Regions from separate parts of the Homo sapiens genome. Here all the other regions are linked to region 2. A link is a loop called in an ENCODE intact Hi-C map of the cell type or tissue named here. Cell type or tissue: endothelial cell of umbilical vein. All regions are shown on one strand.

Region 1 (8,000 bases), 430 kb after region 2:
TCAGATGACTCAGAGGCCTGAAAACATAAATGAATGAAGTTGGCTGGTTGAAAACTTTGGCAAACAGAAGAACTTCAACTGCTCACTCAGGCTCTACCCGAGAGTCTCCAACTTGCAACTTTGTCCTAGATGACCCCATAGAGTACATCCAGCTGAGAAATTCTGTAACATGTTTTTTTCTGACGATAACTGTAAGTGTCTATGGATGAGAAGTCACAATGAAAATAGTAGAAATCAAGGACTACTCAGAAACAAGATGAAAATGACTTAAAGAGAAGTCAGGGGAAGAGTCTATACAACCAGTGAAAAACTCATTATGGGCCAGGCACTGTGGCTCAGGCCTTTAATCCCAGCACTTTGGGAGGCCAAGGTGGGTGGATCACCTGAGGTCAGGAGTTCAAGACCAGACTGGCCAACATGGCAAAACCCCATCTCTACTAAAAAATACAAAAATTAGCCAGGCATGGTGGCCCATGCCTATAATCCCTGCTACTTAGGAGGCTGAGGCAGGGAGAATTGCTCGAACCTGGGAGGCGGAGGTTGCAGTAAGCCGATATCACACCACTGCACTCCAGCCTGCGCGACAGAGGGAGACTCCATCTCAAAAACAAAACAAAACAAAACCAAAAAACCTCACTATGGGCCAGGCACAGTGGCTCACTTTTATAATCCCAACACTTTGCAAGGCAAAGACAGCAGCATTGCTTGAGCCCAGGAGTTTAAGACCAGCCTGGGCAACATAGGGACATTCTGTCTCTACCTTTTTTTTTTTTTTTTAATTAGCCAGGCATGGTGGCACATACCTGTGGCCCTGAGCTGCTCAGGAGGCCAAGGTGAGAGGACTGGTTGGGACCAGGAGATCGAGGCTGCAGTAAGCCTTGATCTCGCCACTGTACTCCAGCCTACGCGACAGAGCAAGAACCTGTCTCAAAACAAAAACAAAACAAAACAAAACTCACTATGACAGCCAGCCTTCAAGATAACTCCCAGTGATTCTCGCCCCCTGGCATTCATGCCCTGTGTGCTTCTCTCCTACACTGGATACAGCTAACCTGTGTAATCAATATAATATTGTAGACATGAAGAAGTGTGACTTCCAAGGCTAAGTCATAAAAGGCATTGAGGGCTTGATCTTGCTGTTTTGTTTGTTTGTTTGTTTGATCACTTGCTCTGGGGAAAGCCAAGTGCCATGCCATGAGGATACCCCAGCAGCCCTATGGAGAGAATCACAAAGCAAGGTACTGAGGCCTCCCGCTAACAGCTATATGAAGGAGCCATCTTGGAAACAGACCCTCCAGCCTCAGTCAAGACTTCAGATGACTGCAACCTGGCCCACATCTTAGCTGCAACTTTATGAGAGACTCTGAAACAGACCCACTCAGCTAAGCCACTTTTGATCAAGCACTCTAAAAATTCTCCAAAGATCGAAGACCCAAGAAGTTGCAAACTGGACACCAGCAGGGCCACAAACAAGTTTTATTTTGCCTGCACAGTTTTTAAAAAGGTAATTAGCCACCAACATCTAAAAAACAGGATATTCCCATTACACATTCCTTATGTAAACCTGGATTTCTAGCACTTCCTGAAACACCGAAAGAGTTTCAAACCGAGTTCTTCATTCCTGTAGGTCAAGAGTAGGTCAGCACTGAGCAGCAACTGCCCACTTTAGAGGGAACCTGTGGTCCCCACATCAGCAGCACGCCCACCATATCCTACTGTCTCTCCACCTGGCTAACATTACTTGTTAATATTATCTGCCAGCCCTCCTAAGTCTGTGATCCTTGACTCACGGATGAGAAGCCTTTACACCAATGGTACTCAAAGTATGGTCCCCGGACCAACAGCATCAGCATTACCTGGGAACTTGGTAGAAATGCAAATTCTTGGGTCAACCCAGAAACTCTGGAGTGGGCAATCATCTTTGTTTAAGCCAGCCCTCTGGATGATTCTGATGCCTCATAAAGTCTAAGAACCCCTGTTTCTCATAAGTAAGTGCTTTTGCCTTTAAAACCCATTTTCTGCTGTTTAGTAGAAGGGGCTCAAACGATCTGAAAGTCCAGCTCTACCAACGTGAAGACCTCAGCCCCCACATCCACCATAAATGCCAGCAATCTGTACCTTCCGCCAGGTTTTGTGTCAAATTCTCTGAGGCCACAAAATTCCAAGTTCTCAAAACACCTCCCAGAGTCCACACACTCTCAGCAGTATCATGACAAATAAGAACTATTTGGTCTCAAATAGTCTGCTAACCTGCATTTTTTTCCCTGACACGTATATAAGTAAACAATACAGTTGATTTTTTTTTTTTTTTAACTGAGAGCAGGGTCAAGTCCTACAGTGTGCTGGGCACATTCTCTGTTGTAACCTAAAATTTCTTTCAACCTCGGGTTTCTCAGGTGTAAACTGAGGGGCCAGATGACCTGTCCTCCTTTACGGCCCTAAAAGTCTGTGACTACCTGACATTAAATGAACTTTCAATTTTGGAATACTGAATGCCCCCATCTATCATTAAGTGATTGTTGTGTTGGACAATATGGCTGTACTTAACGAACCAGTCAATGAATTGATTTGGCTGTACTTAACAAATTTGTTTTGTCACATGTCTATTATAAGCAAAGCACCTGGTCCTCTTTTCACAATGCATTTAAGTGAACCCATTAGTGACTTCAGATAAAAATCTTGAAGCAGGGCCCGGCGCTGTGGCTCACGCCTGTAATCCCAGCACTCTGGGAGGCCGAGGCGGGTGGATCACGATGTCAAGAGATTGAGACCATCCTTCTTAACATGGCGAAATCCCATCTCTACTAAAAATACAAAAATTAGCTGGGCGTGGTGGAGCGTCCCTGTAGTCCCAGCTACTGGGGAGGTTGAGGCAGGAGAATCGCTTGAACCTGGGAGGTGGAGGTTGCTGTGAGCTGAGATCGTGCCACTGCACTCCAGCCTGGCGACAGAGTGAGACTCCATCTCAAAAAAAACAAAACAAAACAAACAAACAAAAATCCTGAAGCATCTACCATCCTAAAGGCGTGAACAGGTTTCTAACTCCTCAACGTACCAGGGAGGGCTCAGCAGCAGTGAGAAATCTTACAGTGTGGGGCAGCTTCTGTGCTGAGGGTGCGTGGTTATGAATATTGCAACATGATATGTCTCACCCAGAAAACCCACCATGCAGTCCCAGGCTGAATCTTCATCCCTGTCTCAGGGTTCTAACTCGAGTTGACTCTACTTCAAAGGAAGGAAAGCTTGTTTGGTCAAATACCCGTGGAGCGTCGGTTTCAGGAATGTGACATGCTGTTAAACCACAGCCGTGTATGCTTGCGGCCGCTGAGATTTTTCAAGGATGAAAGTTTCACTTTTCAAAGAAAAACATGGCACCATGTAAGCTGGAGAAACATAAGGTAAATGGTGTCAATTGGCCCCAAGAAGTATTTCTTCCAGAGAACACCTACTACATGTACATTCCAGGGGAGGCTGGAGAGGTATGTGAAAATGGACTAAATGTATAAGATTAGAACAATGAGACACAGTTCCTGCCTCCCAGCACATTTCAGGAGGTGGAGACAAAGGACAGCTGGGATGGGTAGAGGACAATGTCAGTGCATGGGATTATGGGGACCCGGGGAGGACTGGGGAAGGAAGCAGGATGTGACCCCAGAGGCCAGGTCAAGCGAATGGTCAGCATGGGCAGGTTGGGGGAACTAGGGGTGGTTGGAGCAGACACAGGACCTGGAGCAGGAAACACCAAGTCACAGGGCAGGGGAGAGGTCCCTGGGCAGTCAACACAGGGCACTTGGTGCCTTTCTGAGGTCACATATCTGGGCTCCCACTTCCACATCTGCCTCTGAGGTTTGGGAGAATGATCACCAAAGACTGCTGAATGCCTCTGGAATAGGACGTGGGGATGTCCCATCTCCACAGCCCCAGGCATTTCAAAGTGGGTATCTGAGGAACTGAATTAATACAGAATCACATTTCGGAGATTCACAACTGTTTAATTTTGGAAGGGGGATGGGGGGTCATCTAACCCAAGCTCACCCTCCATGTCTTGATCTCTGTGGCGGCTTAGGTATCCAGCTTTGTATTTGGCTGCCTCTGTTGACAGAGAGCTCACTCTCTCCCTCTCACAAGGTAGCCTGTTTCATCACCAAAGGGCTGGAGTTGTCTCAGAATGTTTTCCTTACATGGCGCCAGCATCTCTCTCCTACTTTACCCTCCTAAGAGCATGCTCTGTCCCTCAGAACGGGTCTGAACCTGTGTTTACTACAGCAGCCCTTTGACTGTCTAAAGGAGCCACCGCAACCTCCCTATACGTCCCTCGTTCCTCCCTAGGTGCTTTTGTGCGGTGGCTCCCGCACCTGGTTGCGGTCATCCGAAGGCTGATTAGTTTGCCCGCGTTCTTTGGAAACTGTGCTCCCTGCTCCCTCAAAACTGACAGCGATTTTCCAGGTAGAGTGAAAGCAACATAAGCCACACGTGGGCAGTGTGGGGGCAATGCTGGAAACCTGGGCCGCTGACCCCATAGACCACCAAGGGTTGGCGGCTGCTTCAGGAACTGAAAGACGCGCAGGTCAGCCCAGCCTGGGATGACCCCTTCCAGAGGGGCCAGGCAGCCTTGACCAGACCTGGTGCTAAGTACTTGCTAAGCCCTGGGTGGCCTGTAGCTTCTCACTGTCCGGGGTAAAAGCAAGCCCTGGGCCAGAGTCTTGTACACTGGAATTCGTGGACACTGGTGGGGAAAACCACTGGCCTCTGAGCCTGGCATAGAAGGGAGAAGCCCGCCCCCTTGTGGATCTCTGGAGAGTAACAGGGTGCAAAAAGCACTGAAACCCCAACCGGAGACAGGGAGTCTCGGGGAGCAGCCACCTCCTCTCAGCGCTCCCATTTCACCAACCACCTCTGGGGACCTGCAAGAGAATTGATCTGTGCTGGCACGGGAGTGGTAGCAGGGGACATAAAAGGAAGCTAGGAAGTTGAGACCCCTGGATTATGTCTGGCAACAGCGAGTTAGAAATCGGGCAAGTGTTATTAGCTGTTTAAAAAAAGAAAGAAAAAAAATGGCATCTGGAGGTCTTTCCTGGTTCTGCCACTCCCTGTGTGGCCCCAGGAAAACTACAGTCTGTCTCTGGGCCTCCAAGGACCTTGCTAGGTAAAGGCTCCAATCCCTCTGAATGCTGAAGCCTCAGGCTTTCACATCTCAGTCCTGACAGTGGTCTGTGGTTGGTGGCAACACAGTCCTGATTGAAGAGAACATGGGAGGCAGCAAGGGCCAAGGGCATTGCGCAAGGGGAAGCAGAGGGCACCAGCTTGGTCGCCCACCCGCAGCAGCCCTGGACAGCACAGCACCCCTATCGCTACACCATGCTGCTAGGAGCCCGAAGGGTCATTTTCCAGAGTGAGTCCAAGAGGGGTCATGTCCCCTCCTTCCACAGTTTTGGCCAAATCTACATCATTTCTCCATCACGTGGACACCAGCCCAGAGGTGACTGTGCCATAAAACATACTTGACCCAGAGAGATGTGACCCAGGCCCATTGTCCAAGACAGCAGCCTTGCTCACATGCTTCCAGACTGCCTTTCCTCTGCACAAAGCACATGATCAAAGATTGTGTTTTTAACGTATTTTCAAGATGAATTCTTTGCTACTCTGTAACTGATCAGGATAATTGGGCTAAATCTAGCCCTGGGAAATGCAAACCAGAAGCACTTTCCTCGAAGCTCCCCAGATTAAAAAATGAATGATATGTTAAGATGGCTCAGATTTCCGACTGCACTACATTCGCAGAGAAACAGAGCCACTAAGTCAGCGAAGATAGTGTTTTAAAGGCCAGCTGTCCTCCAGAAGAATGAAAAGTATTAAAACTCTTTTAGATGGGGCACAGTGGCTCATGCCTGTAATCCCAGCACTTTGGGAGGCCAAGGCGGATGAATCACTTGAGGTCAGGAGTTCGAGACCAGCCTGGCCAATGTGGTAGAACCCCATCTCTACCCAAAATACAAAAATTAGCCAGGCATGGTGCCATGCGCCTGTAGTGTCAGCTACTCAAGTGGCTGAGGCACAAGAATCACTTGAACCCGGAAGGTGGAGGTTGCAGTGAGCTGAGATTGTACCACTACACTCCAGCCTGGGCTACAGGGCAAGGCTGTTTCAAAAAAAAAAAAAAAGCTGTTTTAAAATGGCTTTGTGCCGGGTGCAGTGGCTCACGCCTGTAATCCCAGCACTCTGGGAGGCCAAGGTGGGTGGATCACCTGAGGTCAGGGGTTCAAGACCACCCTGGCCAACATGGTGGAACCCCTATCTCTACCAAAAATATAAAAATTAGCCGGGCATGGTGGTGTGCATATATAATCCCAGCTACTCGGGAGGCTGAGGCAGGTGAATCGCTTGAACCCAGGAGGCGGAGGTTGCAGTGAGCCAAGATTGTGCCACTACACTCCAGCCTGGGTGACACAGTGAGACTCTGTCTCAAAAAATAAATAAAATAAAATTTAAAAATGCCTTTGTAGAAATTATCTGAAATAATTATGCCCTCAGTCTAGCATGCTCCTAGCTGGAAATGTCCAGGAAAAATGTTAGGGGTAGAAGAGTCATCTCTGCACACTATAGTACACTAAAGCTTTGGCTGAAACTACATAGCCTGAAATGTCTCATTTTTTAACGGCATTATGAGTTATTACATAAACATCCTTTAAAATTCAGAGCAGTCCAACAATAAGAACAACCCAAGTTCTACCTAAAAAACTATAGTCAGGTAGAATATGTAACTGTAGACAGAACACTTTTCAAACACCTATTTAGACCACCTGGTTTCTGCAGTATTGCCAAATTCTAAAATTGTAATGAAAAATGTAAAGTTTGAAACCTACAAGTCATCAGAGGTTCAGTGAGCAGATTGTGCCATTCCAAAACCAAAAATGTGCTTGCATAAGCAAGTCACTGGGGCTAACCTTTCTGGATTGAGAGTCTGGCCTTCAGTTCAGACTGTGGCTATGCCAGGGTCAGAAATGTGACAAAACTGCGCTTTCACGGAGGTTAGCCAAGGTTCACAGGGTCATGACTGGGCCATTTTATCAGTCATGTCAGGCTCACACCCTATTGCCTGGGATAGATAAAAACTTTATCTGTCAGTCTGCTAAATCTGCTCCTCCTGCCTCATTTTGAATAAAGAAAACCTGGGCTCAGCTTATCTTAACCAGAGATGCGCCTTTCCTAATACTGTTTCCATATGCAACTTCTAAGTAAAGGTGACACGCCAATGATTTCTGGTCTCATTTTAGTCAAGAGCTGTCCATAACTGGAGTGACTGGCTTTGTCTTATCTAAAACCGTAACTTCAGAGAACAGTTCTGGCACTATTGGACAACACAGATTTATTATGTTTATGACATGTTAGATAAGCTGGAGAGGTTAGAGTGACAGTTCTCAGTGTTACCTTTTCAGGTTCATCTTTCCCTAAAGTACAGCAAACCAAAAAAAAATTAAATTAACTTGGATCAATTTTCCAAATAGGGAATCTAAGTGACTGTAGAAGAATTTACAGAGATACGTCTGGAATAACACACACAGACATATATTTTCTAATAACTGTTAACATAAAAAACAGCTAAGATTTCTTCTCACAGAAAACAGATGCAAAGATGACAAATAAGTCCAGGTAGGCATTGTAAAATCTGGTTAAATACACTAAGAAAATACTAAACTGGTGAGTTTTACCCAACAGGAATCTTAAAATACCAGAAAAGTACCTTCAAATTTTACTTTATTTGGAAATGATACAAATTCATTATTTTAATATTTAAAGATTGTGGTAGTATAGTCAAAACACATAAATATTATAATATACATTTAGAAATTAAATATAAAGTCAACACAACACTCCTTAAAAACTCATATGTACACTTCCAATAAGTCTCAGGTTTGAACATTCAAGCTCATCAGATTTCCCCATGGAAATGGGTGAATCTTGCAGGGAGATTGTCCACAGGATACACGGTGGGACTGGTT
Region 2 (8,000 bases):
AGAATACTGACCTTTCCTGCCCCGCCTCTTAGGGTTGCTCTAAAACTCCACTAAGATCTATGTAAGGGAAACTGCAAAGTGCTTGGCAAAAAGACAGCATCGTGAATGAGAAATTTCATCTCAATTCTATACCTGAAGTTCAAATGATTTAAGGATCATCTAAAAAAGGCATTCTTTCTCCTGGGGTTGATATGAATAAGTGCTGAAGGGAAGCAAAGTGAAAAGAGAATTGTGACAAGGCCAACTCTGGGGGAAGTAAAAGCTGGAGAAGGACTTTGAAAAAGGGGAAGGACATTCATGGGTAGAGAGAACTGAATGTGATTTCAGAACTGCCAAAGATCACCCATTAGCCTGTGTTGGTACTTTCTTTTGATCTGAAAACGTTAGGAAATAAAACTTGCAAAAATGGTATTTCTTACTTCAGGGCTATAAGACTTGCTCTTATTTTACTTTCTAACACATATCTATAAAAATCTAAATTTGATGAATCATTCCTTTTGGAAAATGTCAGGCCTATCCCTAGAGAACATTTTTATACCAGTCAGTACCTTCTGATTCAGGCTTTTTTGTCTGCTGTGGGAGTGAATGAGCAGCTGTTTCCGTTTTCTTTTCCAACTCAAAGATCTTTGCTAAAAGTCCTTTTACATAGACTTCCCGCTGCTGATCATACACGAGCCACTGCTGATTTTTCTCCAGAGCCTTAATGGGAAGATGAAAGAAAATCAACAGTAAAATAAAAAAACAAAATCTTAAAATGGGCAAGAGAGTCCAAGTGATGTAGTCTTTTCCAACAAAAACTCTATGGCTCATAGACTAATTCTGGGCAACCATTCTATGTTACATGCCTTCAGAATACATAACAACATGACACCATCGTAGTTTATGTGGGATTAAGTTCATTTGTTTGCTTTTTTCAGTACACAACTTGCTTTGTGTGTGCGTATATGTCATTCTCTGTAAACTAAAACACGTTTTATGACAGACATGGAGATGAACTGCTCAGAATCCCCCTTCAAGAGCCCTGCCCAGCTGGCTGGGTGCGGTGGCTCTCGCCTGTAATCCCAGCACTTTGAGAGGCCGAGGGTGGTGGATCACCTGAGGTCAGGAGTTCAAGACCAGCCTGGCCAACATGGTGAAACCCTGTCTCTAATAAAAATACAAAAATTAGCCAGGCATGGTGGCGCGTGCCTGTAATCCTAACTACTCAGGAGGCTGAGGCAGGAGAATCACTTGAACCCGGGAGGTGGAGGTGGCAGTGAGCTGAGATCATGCCCCTGCACTCCAGCCTGGAAACTCCAGTGAAACTGCGTCTCTCAAAAAAACAAACAAAAAAAAGAGGATCTCTGCCCAGCTGCATGGTGAGTGATTAGCTGATTAGCTGACAGCCTCCATCTGTTAATTCCTTCAAGTCCCTGTCAGCTTTTGAGCTGAGCTGGATTGGCCCCAGCCAACAACTGAACAAGTGCCTAACTATTGCTGCCCAACGAGGACTCTGCTTTTCAGCACTCTCTGCTCTGGAGCCCCCCATGGGGTGACAGAGACCTTGTTAGGTTTTCATCATGGTCTGATGGTCTCCCTGGCATAACTACTTCCTTTTTCCTTGCACAGATCTTGCTCCCCAATAAACCGTCTGCACTCCTAACATCATCTCAGTGTCTTCTTTAGAGGATCAAACTTAACAGCTACCTTCTCTCTTTACTACCAACTTTCATCCTTTATATGATCTTTTATAACCCAATTAAAAACTCCAAGCTGCCGTCACTCACCTGTTTGTATAGGGGTTTCATACTTACAGTGAGTTGAATAATGTCCCCCAAAATTCATGTCCACTTGAAACCTCAGAATATGACCTTATTCAGAAATGGGGTCTGTGGGCTGGGCAGTGGCTCACACCTGTAATCCCAGCACTTTGGGAGGCCGAGGCGGGCGGATTACTTGAGGCCAGGAGTTCAAGACCAGCCTGGCCAACATGGCAAAACCCTGTCTCTATTTTTTAGCCGGGCATGGTGGCACGTACCTGCAGTCCCAGCTACTTGGGAGGCTGAGGTAGCAGATCACTTGAATGCGGGAGGCGGAGGTTGCAGTGAGCCAAGATTGCGCCACTGCACTCCAACCTAGACAATAGAGTGAGACCCCGTCTCAAAAAAAAAAAAGGGGAGGGGGAGGCTTTGCAGATGCAATTAGTTAAAATGAGGCCATACTGGAGTAGGGTGAGCCCTAAATCCAATGACTAGTATCCTTATAAAAAGGAGCAGACACACAGATATACATAGAGAATGAGGCCATGTGAAGACAGAAGCTTTGTATGGCAGGGATTGTAACCAGTTCATTTCACACCAGAGGACTTGCTATAAATCCAGAGCTCATAGTAATCTGAACTTCGAAGAACCTATAACAGTATCAGCAAAGCTCATTTTTTCAAGAGTGGAATACAGATTTCTGATTACTATTTGGAGAACAACACAGTAGCTCTTAAAATGATCTATTATGCATAGATAAAATTCTTCTATTTAATTTCAATCTGACAATACAATATAGTGTTTCCTTTTATAGCAGCCACTCTTTCCAGACCTCTAGTTCCACAATGAAGAGGACATAAGGAGCTTAAAGGTTTTGGGTGTCTATCAGGGCAACTGCTTTCCGGTAAGAATTTCCATCCTTTAAAGACATTGATTGAGTCCCATATCCAGAAAGATCTACATGTATGGAAACTCTTATTAAGTCTAGAGAGTTTCTCTAAGCTTTGTTAGGCTCTTTCTACTAGCACCCTACAAACTCTTGAGCAAAGCTCCTGGGTATGGCACTTAAAGGATTTTCAGTGTCTGTTTGCTATAGAATTAGCAAATGAATTAGGAAGACAGAAACAGTCTCTAAAATCAAAGACTTAGCCCAGGAGCCTCAGCCACTTTACCAGACACTTTTCTCTCTGCATCCATTAGGGAACAGTAGTCCTCTTTACATGGCTTAAGAGTCCATTTGTCAAGTGGAGATATTGTATATCCATTTTGTATTATATATCGTCAATAGTGTAAAGCTCTGTGGATGGCTGTTTTCACTGTAGTAATTTGATTTTTGATTTAAAGAGTCTGTCTTATTGAAACTTCGTGGTAGATATATGATTGTTCAATGTATTTTCTTTTAACTTTTGTGTATGTTTGACATTTTTCGTAATAAAAATTGGGAAAAATAATCATAAAAGTTGGGAAAAATAATCAGTGAACTTAGTACAGTTGAGAAGATTGCTAGGATTCTTGGCCTATCTTAAAACAGGCTGCAGTAGTCACTCTCTTATTCAGCTCCACTGCCATCCCCAGTGAGGTTCTTACTCAGAACCTATGCATCTTTCAAAAGAAAGGACTCATGAGAAACCCAGGATCAGATTTAAATTTACTTGATAAGAGAGGAAGCACTGTATGACTCACAATGCACATGTATATCCAAATACCTATAAATTATAGTGTGTTAGATACTAAAGATACCTAATTTTATACTAAATTTTACATTTGTCCACATTTAAGTAGTATTTTAATACAAATAATTTAAGTCAAAATTAAATGGTCATGAAATTTTTTTTTTTTTTTTTTTTTTTGAGACGGAGTTTCACTCTTGTTGCCCAGGCTGGAGTGCAATGGTGCCATCTTGGCTCACTGCAACCTCCACCTCCCGGGTTCAAGCGATTCTCTTGCCTCAGCCTCCCGAGTAGCTGGGATTACAGGCATGCGCCACCACACCCAGCTAATTTTGTATTTTTAGTAGAGATGGGGTTTCACCATGTTGGTCTCAACTCCTGACCTCAGGTGATCTGCCCGCCTTGGCCTCCCAAAGTGCTGGGATTGCAGGCATGAGCCACTGAGCCCGGCCAATTTTTTTTTTTTTTGAAACGGAGTCTCGCTCTGTGGCCCCGGCTGGAATACAGTGGCATGATTTCAGCTCACTGGAAACTCTGCCTCCCGGGTTCCAGCAATTCTCCTGCCTCAGCCTCCCGAGTAGCTGGGATTACAGGCGTGTACCACCACGCCCAGCTTTTTTGTATTTTTATTAGAGACGGGGTATCACCATGTTGGCCCAGCTGGTCTCGAACTCCTGATCTCAGGTGATCTGCCCTTCTTGTCCTCCCAAAATGCTGGAATTACAGACGTGAGCCACTGCGCCAGCCCAATTTTATTTTATTTATTTTATTTTTCTTTTCTTTTAAAGGAACCAGCTGGGTGCAGTGGCTCACGCCTGTAATCCCAGCACTTTGGGAGGCCGAGGCGGGCATATCACAAGGTCAGGAGTTCGAGACCAGCCTGGCCAATATGGTGAAACCCCGTCTCTACTAAAAATACAAAACATTAGCCAGGTATGGTGGCGGGCGCCAGTGGTCCCAGCTACTCCGGACGCTGAGGCAAGAGAATCACTTGAGCCCAGGAGGTGGAGGTTGCAGTGAGTTGAGATTGTGCCACTGCACTCCAGCCTGGGCAACGGAGCGAAACTCCATCTCAAAAAAATAAATTAATTAATTAAAAAAAAAGGAACCATACATCACTTAAGTATGAGAAACAAAAATACATGTTAGTTGAAGATTCAAGGGGTAGTATTCTAAAAGGCCACATGATGGCGATGTTCCCTCAATAAACATTTCCTTATGCCACCTCTTCTCACTGTGTGCATCGGCTTTCTATCAGTATCAATACACGGAGTTGATAGCTATCATAAATATTGATTGTATTAGTTTTGAGTTTTTAGAGTCAAACATCATTGCATTAGATATGCCTTCCAGCTTTGTGTCATCTATACGTTTGTTAGGCATGCATTTAACAATTTCCTCCAAGTTACCAATAAAAATGTAGAACAAAAGTGGGCAAAATAACATGTCCTGTGGAGTCCGGGCATGGTGGCTCACGCCTGTAATCCCAGCACTTTGGGAGGCTGAGGCAGGCAGATCACGAGGTCAGGAGTTCAAGACCAGCCTGGCCAACATGGTGAAACCCCGTCTCTACTAAAAATAAAAAAAAATTAGCCAGGCGCAATGGCAGGTGCCTGTAATCCCAGCTACTCTGGAGGCTGAGGCAGAAGAATCGCTTGAACCAGGGAGGCAGAGGTTGCAGTGAGCTGAGACCGTGCCACTGCACTACAGCCTCGGCGACAGAGTGAGACTCTGTCTCAAAAAAAAAAAAAAAAAAAGTCCTGTGGAATGCTATAAAGGTCTTCGCCCAGGTTTGACAAGAATCCACTAAATATTCTGTAGACAAAAATTCCAACCAACGTAGATTAAAATGTTAGCCTATACTGGAGGAATAAAAAATGTGGGTCAATTGACAAAACTGCAGTAGGAATGGTAGATTATAGAAGTATTGTATCCATGTTAAATTTATTAAAGTTGCTATCTGTGCTATAGTTGTGGGCAAGAGTATCCTCGTTCTTAAGAAATACACATTGAAGTCTACGGCCATACCACCCTGAACGCGCCTGATCTTGGCTGATCTTGGAAGCTAAGCAGCGTTGAGTCTGTTTAGTACTTGGATGGGAGAACAAACACACATTGAAGTATATGGGTTTAAACGGCTGTGGATATGTACAATTCATTCTCAAATGGTTCAGAAAAAAATACTACATGTATATGTGTGTGGGTGAGGGTTGAAAGAGGAAAAACAGAGTGCAAAATGGGGTAACATGTTAACAACGGTTGAATTTTAGTAAAGGGGATATGGGCGTTATATGTTATTATATGTTATCATACTCATTCTTGTAACTTTTCTGTTAATTTGAATGTTTGCAGACAAAATAATTTTAAAACAATTATTATTTATCTTCCCTAAGTTCTATGCTTAAAATTCGGATATTTGAATTTAAGAGCAAGAAACGCCTATTAAAACTGTCTTTTGGCTATTTGGTTTGTCTAGTTTATACTAACATAATGCTTAAATAAATACTAAAAGTACTGACATTTGACAATGCTTACGACATTAACTCTACGTAATTATTTCAACTGTCGGCCAGAGCGAAATGGTAACTGAACAATGATACAACTGGGCCTAAAGAAGCTGTACGTAGCTTTTAGGGCTTATTTAAATATAACAAATACTAATTCTGAAAATACGTGGGTAAGCTTCTACAGGAAGTTTCTGCGAACTTTGAGAGGGTGATGGAACTAGAACTGCTGAGCTCTCAAAAGCCAAATAATGTGCCAGTGTCGGTGCTGCAAGAAGTGAGATGTCTCTTTCCATGTTCCCTAAGTCCTCCAACTACAATTTTCCCCCTGGTCTCAAAGATTTGCTGAAATTCCAAAGGGAAAACCAGAGCTAAACCACTTCTTGCTCCTCAAATATAAGTTCTGGCTGGGTGTAATGACTCACACCTGTAATCCCAGCACTTTGGGAGGCTGAGGCAGGTGGGTCATCTGAGGTCAGGAGTTGGAGACCAGCCTGGCCAACATGGCGAAACCCTGTCTCTACTAAAAGTACAAAAATCAGCTGGGCATGGTGGCACGCACCTGTAATCCCTGTTACTCAGGAGGCTGAGGCATGAGAATCACTTGAAACCAGGAGACGGAGGTTGCAATGAGCCAAGATCGCGCCACTGCACTCCAACCTGAGTGACAGAGTGAGACTCCATCTCAAAATAATAATAATAATAATAATAATAATAATAATGTTAATGGTTCTCAAAGCGTGGTCCAAGGGCCAGCAGCAGCAGCAGCTAGGAGTTTACTGGAAATGCAGAAAACTCAGGCACTACCCCAGACCTAGTATATTAGAGTCTGTGAATCTTGCTCAGTCTAGACCACCATTTGTAGAAGAGTTGGGTTAAATTTTACCCCATTTGTATAAACGCCTTTCTAAGACAGAGGAGACAAGCACAATGTGACCCTTAAATAAGCTGAGAAGATAGAACAAAAAGCTTGGGCTTACATATGTAGTATTTCAAAGTTAATTTCATAAAAAAGAATCATCATTATCTAAAAATACCCTCAGGTGATATCTGAAGCAGTTAGCACTGAGATGCCTAAAAAGCACATGTAAGCTTAAGATAATGGCATCTATTTTCAGGTACTTTTCTAGAAGAGACACCAGTAAAATTCAAGAAACTTCCCAAGATTCCATCCAGTCATTCTTTCAAATGTTCTAGACACTGAGGATATAGCAATGTACAAAACATGCAAAAATCCTTCCTTCATATGACTTCTATTCTGATGGAAAGGTTGAACATTAAACAAGAGAAGTTAAATAGATTGTAAATTTAGCTGTAGAATGTGATGAGGAGGGAAAAGCAGGAGAAAAGAATAGGAATTGTCTGGGAGCTATAATTTTAGACAAAGTGGTCAGGCAGCCCCCATTCTGTCCTCCCCCAACCCCAAGAAAGTGGCATTTAAATAAAAACCTGCATGAGGTAGGGAGGAAATCATGAAGATATCTGGGGAAGAGTGTCCCAGGCAGAGGGAACAGAAAGAGAAAAGGTGGTTTATTCAAGGAGTAGCTGGAAAGCCATTGTGGTGCAGGTGGAGTAAATAAAGTGGAATGCAGGAGCTGTGTAAGATATTTCTAAATATGTGCATCTAATGCATAGGTATGGATATACATAGAATAACAAACTTCAGTGTAATAAGACATAGAACTTTTCCTTTTCATTCCAGTTACCTCTAGGTAAATTACGTATTCTGATAAGAGTACTTGGCACCTGGCTAGACATCCAGGAGATTTAAATTCTTCTTTTGAAGATCAAAAAGACTTCAAAGGATACTTGATAGATGAAGTAAAACAGAAATCTTAAGAACATGCTTATATCAGGATAGACATGCCAGTAATATTTTTGGAACCAAAATACCAACATACTGACCTAATACTTAAGTCAGAAACTTTATACTTCATATCTCTAAAACTTGAAAAAAATACACTGTAAGTAGCAGTCCTGTGTCCTCAATTTATTCCATTCCCAATAAAACCCACCAATCCATTTATCAGTTTGCAATAATACAGCTTTACTGTATAACTAAAATAACCTCATACCAAATTCTAGAG
Region 3 (8,000 bases), 150 kb after region 2:
GGTGCCTGTAATCCCAGCTACTTGGGAGGCTGAGGCAGGAGAATCGCTTGAACCTGGGAGGGGAGGTTGCAGTGACTCGAGATTGCACCACTGCACTCCAGCCTGGGCGACAGAGCAAAACTCTGTCTCAAAAAAAACAAAAACAGGCCAGGTGTGGTTGCTCACGCCTGTAATCCCAGCACTTTGGGAGGCCGAGGTGGGCAGATCATGAGGTCAGGAGTTTGAGACCAGCCTGGCTAACATGGTGAAACCCTGTCTCTACTAAAAATACAAAAATTAGCTGGGCATGGTGGCGCACACCTGTAAATCCCAGCTACTCAAGAGGTTAAGGCAGGAGAATTGCTTGAACCCAGGAGGCAGAGGTTGCAGTGAGCCGAGATTACGCCACTGCACTCCAGCCTGGGCAACAGAGCGAGGCTCTGTCTCAAAACAAAGAAACAAACAACCATGTGTCTTGAATGTTTTACCCATTCTCTGATGGGTTCTATCCCATGTAACCCCTCATAAAGAGAGTTGCACCATTTCATAATATTAAGTTGAACCATAAGAAATTGCTGAGATTCAACCACTTTGACCTATAACAACAGCAATTTCACATGATTGAACCTAGTACTATTCCCTAATAGTAAAAACAAAAGGTAGTTTAAACTAATTTTTATTTAGCAGTTGTGAATAAATAAAGATTAGAGATTTTTCTGAGTGAAATGGATCTCTAAGATGGTATCTAAGTAAAGGTGTGAATGCCATAGTTAAATGAGGAACTATATTGGACCCTTTGCCTCTTACTGACACTATGGCTTACCTCTCTTCTTTGTTTTTATTTTTGTTTTGTAAGAACGGCGATAAAGCAGCATCACCCAGCGAGTTGACTTGTCCTCCAGGTTGGGAATGGGAAGATGATGCATGGTCTTATGACATAAATCGAGCGGTGGATGAGAAAGGTAACATTGTACATCTGTGACCTGATTGGGGCTCTGCAGCAGGGCCTTGGTTAACCAGGATAAAGTTTCCTTGGGAGGGAGGGGCCTCACTTCTGTTGGTCTATGGCAGGAGTCCCCAGCCCCCAGGCCAGACTGGTACCAGTTCATGGCCTTTTAGGAACAAGGCCGCACAGCAGGAGGTGAGCGGCGGGCAAGTGAGCATTACCACCTGAGCTCTGCCTCCTGTCAGATCCGTGGCAGCATTAGATTCTCCTAAGAGTGCGAACCCTATTGTGAACTGCACGTGAGAGGGGTCTAGGTTGTGTGCTCCTCATGGGAATCTAGCCATCCTCCCTCTACCCCACAACCCTGTCCATAGAAAAATTGTCTCCCATGGAACCGGTCCTTGGTGACAGAAAGGTTGGGGACCGCTGGTCTGTGGCATCTGGGTCATGTGGTACCGTCTGTGACTAACCAAATGTAGAATCCAAGGGAAAGGCAAGTGTATGGACAAGTGCTAAGTGAGCAGGGGGTGTTAAGAGTGAAAAACATCAGGTGATGGGGCCAACTGGTCAGGTTTTGAGATGCTTGGGGATCCAGGATGAGAATTTGGGAGGGAGCTGGAGTCAAGATTTTCTCTATTCTAACCACACCCCATAACCTCCCTGGGAACATCACATTCAGGGCCCCCCTGACGCAGAAAAGAGAACTGTAAACTACCCTTAAAGTCTTCCTATGCAGCAATGATGCAGACTACTGATATAGCTTCTGATATTTGTCTTTTTCTGAACCATAATTAAAGTTAAGTGAACAATAGCATTTGGAATTCTCAAAAGAGAAAATCTGATTCATTACTTTCCTTATGCATGGTGCATAGAACTGGCATTGACCCAGAAGATTTCAAATCAATTATAAGCTCCTCACTGATCTCGATGCACACACCAGATCTCAGAATAATCGTTAGCATTGACTGAGCAATAGCTGTGTGCTAAGTATGGCCCTAATGCTTTGCATATGTCATTTTGATAGTGTTAAAATACTGTAACCCTATAATCCCACTTTACAGTGGGGAAATTGGGCCATAGGCAGGTTTACCAACTTGCTGGAAACTTATTTAGTTAACAGCCAACATGTGGCGATGCTAGGATTTGAACCCAGGCTGTGCAACCGCACAGTCCACACGCTTACCTGCTGTTTCTTCCTGCCTCTTGAACTGTGCTTTATTCCTAAGTGCACTCAGTTACCATGAATGACTGGAAGCATAAAAGTAGGGGAGAACATGGCCACCAAGGAGGCATTTTGAGGAGCTGAATGGGAATGAGGCTGTATTCAGTTTGGCTGAATAACCCAGCAAAGTGAAAACAGCCACATATTCGGTCATGATAGTACAGAACATCTGAGGGCAGGGAGAGTGAACAAATGTTTCCTCGAGGTTTATTTGGTGATCTGGCAAATGCATCTCTTCTGGGTAACCATTCACAAACTCTGTTCCAGGCTGGGAATATGGAATCACCATTCCTCCTGATCATAAGCCCAAATCCTGGGTTGCAGCAGAGAAAATGTACCACACTCATAGACGGCGAAGGCTGGTCCGAAAACGCAAGAAAGATTTAACACAGACTGCTTCAAGCACCGCAAGGGTAAGAGAAGCAAGGGAAGGGAGCTGGACTGGGGAGCTCTGCCCTCCTGACTACAAAGTCCCAGCTAACTAGCCATTTCTGCAGAAATTATTTGCAAATCCAGAGCCTAACACTCCACTCAAGGGTTCTCAAAGTGAGCCCACCCCAGCCAGCAATATCATCATCACCTGGGAATTTGTTAGAACTGTCCCACCCCAAACCTCCTGATTTAGAAATCCTGGGGGCAGGCCCAGCCATCTGTAGTTCAGCAAACCATCCAGGTGATTCCCAGGCAGGCTAAATGTTGAGAACTGCTACAGAGGTGTTAAATGGAAATGATTTTGGCAGCATAATCTAGTAGTAGTAATAGGTCAGGACTTGGAACAAGATGTGTAAAGATTCAAACCCTGACTTCCCTTTCTTTCTCATCTGCAAAATGGGAATAATATCTATGCCTTTTAATTAGGGTATTGTAAGCTTTAAATGGAATAATAATAAATTAAATAGAACAGTAACACTCAATAATAAGTGGCATGTATAGAAGTGGCTTTCTATAATGCTAGGTACTGAGTATGCATCATCTATGTTCTGTAAGGTTTGGATTTTATGCTCATTTTATAGATAATGCTCACAGAGTTTAAATAGACTTGCTCTGGGCCAAGTGTTTAGTAAGTGACAAAGCTGGTGCTGGAACCCGGGCTAAGTCCAAACAGGAACTCTCTCTATTCCACAGAATGGGTAACTCCGGTAGGCACTATGACATTATTTTTATTAGATGGTGAGCTTCTGGAAGCAAAGATGGAGCCACAGTCATCTTTGTATCCTCCTTGCTAACTCAGAAATATGCTCCCAGTAAATAATCTAGTCAAATAAATGAGCTAATGAATGAATGAGTCTTTTTTTTTTTAATTTAAGTTCCGAGATACATGTGCAGTACATGCAGGTTTGTTACACAGGTAAATGTGTGCCATGGTGGTTTGCTGCACCTATCAACCCGTCGCCTACATATTAAACCCAGCATGCATTAGCTATTTATCCTGATGCGCTCCCTCCACCCGCCGGCCCCAGTGTGTGTTGTTCCCCTCCCTGTGTCCAAGTGTTCTCATTGTTCAGCTCCCACCTGTAAGTGAGAACATGCGGTGTTTGGTTTTCTGTTCCTCTGTTAGGTTGCTGAGGATAATGGCTTCCAGCTCCATCCATGTCCCTGCAAAGGACATGATCTCGTTCCTTTTTATGGCTGCATAGTATTCCATGGTGTAGATATACCACATTTTCTTCATCCAGTCTATCATTGATGGACATTTGGGCTGATTCCATGTCTTTGCTATTGTGAAGAGTGCTGCAATGAAAATATGCATGCATGTATCTTTATAATAGAATGGTTTATATTCCTCTGGGTATATACCCAGTAATGGGATTGCTGGGTCAAATGGCATTTCTGGTTCTAGGTCTTTGAAGAATCGCCACACTGTCTTCCACAATGGTGGAACTAATTTACACTCCCACCAACAGTGTAAAAGCTTTCCTATTTCTCCACAGCCTCACCATCATCTGTTGTTTCTTGACCTTTTAATAATCTCTATTCTGACTAGTGTGAGATGGTATCTCATTGTGGTTTTGATTTGCATTTCTCTAGTGATCCGTGATGTTGAGCTTTTTTTCATGTTTTTTGGCCACATAAATGTCTTCTTTTGAAGATTTATCTGTTCATGTCCTTTGCCCACTTTTTAATGTGGTTGTTTTTTCCTTGTAAATTTGCTTAAATTGCTTGTAGATTCTGGATATTAGACCTTTGTCAGATGGATAGATTGCAAAAATTTTCTTCCATTCTGTAGGTTATCTGTTCACTCTGATGATAGTTTCTTTTGCTGTGTAGAAGCTCTTTAGTTTAATGAATGTCTCTCTATTGTTTAATTATCCCCGTCTGACAGGGTGAGAAGTTTCTGAAGGTGCTTGAACGCTCTTCTTCCACACGAGGGCACCAAGTTGAAGCGGGAAGAACACTGAGCCATCAGTTAGAAGGCTCAGGATATGGTCCAGTTCTAACGAGTATTTCTGAGGCTTTGATCATGTTTCCTAACCTGCCTTACTCTTGGCTATGTGAAATTTTTCACTGCTACTATTTATGTTACTAGAGGGTCAGGTACAAGATTATGCTTAACCTGCATTTTACATTTATTTAAAGTGAAAAAATAGACCCAACAATAATTACCCACATGGAGCTCTCACTTCTCAGGTCTTGAATATTATTCCACATTGTTTTACGTTTATTAAATCCAGTCATATTTTTAAGATTTTAAATCAAACTTCTGCCATGAAAATGTCAGCTGCATGAAAGCAAAGACCCTATCTCTTCTTCACTGTGTCCTCAGCCCCTAACACGATCCCTGTCACACAGTGGGCACTCATATTTGTCGAATGAAGAGAATATAACATTGAAAACTGATACCACTGGTAAATCAATAGTTCTTAAGCTAAAAAGTACCACACGAATTTGTTATTAGTTATTACAGAAATAACATATTCTGATCACTTAATTATCAGTTATGGCAGCTATTAGCTCAGGCAAGACATTTAAACCTGGGAGGGGGCATTTAATTTTTTTCCTACATATGTAAAATGGAGATACTAATGTTTTACAAACTATATCACAATAGCAACATTTTTATGAAATAATGAAGTGAGGAAACAGAAAGCAATTTGAGAAAGAATCCACTTGCTTCACCCACCCCCAAATCTGAATGAGGTGCACCTCCTGAGGGTATGTCCACGACTGTGCTGTCATTGCCTGGTTATCTCTCTGCACTCCTGCAGTCCATCAGCTCTGCAAGGCAGAGGTCCTGTCTGTTTTTTTCTTTTCTGTATTCCTGACTCTAGCTCAGTACTTGGCACAGAGTAGATTTTGAATACTGTGTATCTGTTGATTGATCATATAACCTGTTTTATCAAAATAAGGAATATCATCATCATCATCGTCATCATTAACATGTTTACTTCTGTTTTAGGCCATGGAGGAATTGCAAGACCAAGAGGGCTGGGAATATGCTTCTCTAATTGGCTGGAAATTTCACTGGAAACAACGTAGTTCAGATACCTTCCGCCGCAGACGCTGGAGGAGAAAAATGGCTCCTTCAGAAACACATGGTGCAGCTGCCATCTTTAAACTTGAAGGTGCCCTTGTAAGTACTAGGTTGCCAGAGCGCAGATCATATTGGTGTAGAGAAAATATATGAGTGTTGGATACAGCACTGCCAACTCCATAGAGGTCCCTGTAACCCTGGTACTATAAGATGGCAAATATTAACAGGTTGAGGGAAAGCCACACATCCTGGGTGCTCAATACCTCGTGTAGAACGAATAGACCATTAACACAGGAGTGTTCTAAGAAATACTGCTGTCTACACACCTGCTTTACCTAGTGTTTTCCAAATATATCTGTTCCAGGACCCTTGTTTCAGGTGACACCTATTCACATCCCAGGCACAAGTTCTTTGAATCACATCTTGGAAACTGCAACTGTTCAACAAAATATTCATATGTATATTCATAAATATACAGATGTCGGGGGAGGAAATCAGAAGTCTAGCTCACAAAATTAGAGAGCAATACGGAAGAACATACTGAAGCACAGTAAAGAAGTCGGGGGAAAAAGCAGGCAGGTGGAAGGAAGGAATAGGAGAATGGCAGTGGGTGATCTAAAACAATAGGGTGGTCAGGAGCCATTTCCCAACAGCCTATGTTTGTATTTCTGCACTCTGACCCCACAGTATTCTGCTGCTGCTGCTCTTTCTCTTCCTTATCCCATCCTTTTACTCCCTGTTTATCCTCTACATTTTTCCTTTTTTTCCCTTTCTTTCAGTAGCAGGGTTTGGCAAACCTGGACTGGAGGTAGGAGGGCTGGCTCCCACTTCCTGCTCGGCTGCTTTCCAGCTAAGCGACTTCAGGGAAGTCACTTGCTATCCTGGGACTTATTCATCTTTAAAAATGGGGTGTTTGCACGATAACATCTTTAAAAAGCTAGAATTCCATTTGTTATTCTTGCCTCTTGGTTGGTTGATTTGCTTTTAGGCAGTGTTTATTGACTTCTCTGCTAATTGACTCTGTTAATTGACTTCAGGGGGCAGACACTACCGAAGATGGGGATGAGAAGAGCCTGGAGAAACAGAAGCACAGTGCCACCACTGTGTTCGGAGCAAACACCCCCATTGTTTCCTGCAATTTTGACAGTGAGTTTTGTTTTATTTTTGATTTATTTTATTTTATTTTATTTTTTCAAGACTGAGTCTGGCCCTATCACCCAGGCTGGAGTGCAGTGGTACGATCTTGGCTCGCTGCAACCTCCCAGGTTCAAGCAATTCTCCTGCCTCAGCCTCCTGAGTAGCTGGGACTACAGGCGCACGTCACCATGCCTGGCTAATTTTTTGTATTTTTGCATTTCCTCCATGTTAGCCAGGCTGGTCTCGACCTCCTGACCTCAGGTGATCCACCCGCCTTGGCCTACCAAAGTGCTGGGATTATAGGCGTGAGCCACCACACCCAGCCAGCAGTGAATTTTAAACATGACTTTGTGAATTCCACTTCTGTAACTCTTATCTTAAGGAAACTCTTCAAATCACTGAATATGATTTTTAAAATCTCTTCATGCAAACGTGACTTTCATTTTCATCCTTGATGAAAGGAGTTTTTAAAACTACAGTTGAAAACCATATCACATATAAGGTGAAGGGTGGTCAGATCACTGATATTAACAGTCTATCTCATATGTGCTCATTCTGTCTAGTAAGCCCCCAAAATTAAAATTTTAACTATAGGAAAAAAGGCACCAAAATTTAAATAATGGTTGATTTCAATAATAATTTTCAGGATTTTTGGAATGAGACAGACCTGCTCTACAATAATATTAGCAAATGCTTATATAGGTCTTAGCATGGGCTAGGACCTGTACATATTATAACTTGTTTAATCCTCTTAACAACCCTGTAAGGTAGGTGCTATTATTGTTCCCGTTATACAGAAGAAGGAACCAAGGTACAGGAAGATTAAATAACTTGCCCAAAGTCTTATGGCTTGTAAGCACTAGAGAGATTTGAACTCAGGTAGTAGAGCTCCCAGAATCTGTGCACGGAATCATAATGCTCTGCTATCTCACAAAGAGAGAGAGAGAGAGAGAGAGAGAGAGAGAGAGAGTGAATGTGTGAGTGATAGAGACAGAGAGAATATAATAATAAAAGGAGTATGAATATTTTGAAATGTCAAAGAATCTTTTAGATGTTAACTGTTTCCCAGATCTGATGCTGAAGTAGTATAGAAAGCCCCGTTTCTATAGCTGCTGGAGACCCAGTTTCATTTTAAAGGTCTGTGATGATAAGCAGTACCCTAAATTCAGTTAGTTTATAACAAAGGTAATGTTTTCCTGATTGATACACTTTGCATTGAGCTTACTGTAGTATTTTTTAAAAAT

Evidence for each region. Peaks named below come from ENCODE experiments on the same cell type or tissue, not always from the same donor. Only the 100,000 strongest peaks of a DNase experiment are listed, where the experiment ranks them.
Region 1: a loop joins it to region 2, with 17 times the contacts of the local background. A loop is called at or near these places in 14 of 110 quality-filtered maps.
Region 3: it touches region 2 in a loop (9-fold over the local background); 2 of 110 quality-filtered maps call a loop at or near these places.

The regions. Positions count from the first base shown.
Region 1 is chr10:93,077,235-93,085,234 of GRCh38, reverse strand. CYP26A1 (cytochrome P450 family 26 subfamily A member 1) reads right to left here. Exons shown (of 7, transcript NM_000783.4): 7 at 7,350-8,000. The coding sequence ends at 7,931. Among named protein-coding and RNA genes, the nearest start is that of CYP26A1, 7.3 kb to the right of the region's middle. In endothelial cell of umbilical vein, a CTCF peak has its summit at 4,794 (motif pointing left); no DNase peak of the experiment used is centred here; H3K27me3 peaks cover 191 bases.
Region 2 is chr10:93,508,104-93,516,103 of GRCh38, reverse strand. CEP55 (centrosomal protein 55) reads right to left here. Exons shown (of 9, transcript NM_018131.5): 5 at 549-699. It also overlaps the pseudogene RNA5SP323. Among named protein-coding and RNA genes, the nearest start is that of CEP55, 15 kb to the right of the region's middle. RefSeq lists a silencer at 4,458-4,752. In endothelial cell of umbilical vein, no CTCF peak of the experiment used is centred here; DNase peaks (open chromatin) are centred at 593 and 4,623.
Region 3 is chr10:93,354,393-93,362,392 of GRCh38, reverse strand. MYOF (myoferlin) reads left to right here. Exons shown (of 54, transcript NM_013451.4): 28 at 836-941; 29 at 2,415-2,560; 30 at 5,545-5,718; 31 at 6,657-6,765. Among named protein-coding and RNA genes, the nearest start is that of MYOF, 120 kb to the left of the region's middle. In endothelial cell of umbilical vein, a CTCF peak has its summit at 4,520 (motif pointing right); a DNase peak (open chromatin) is centred at 4,522.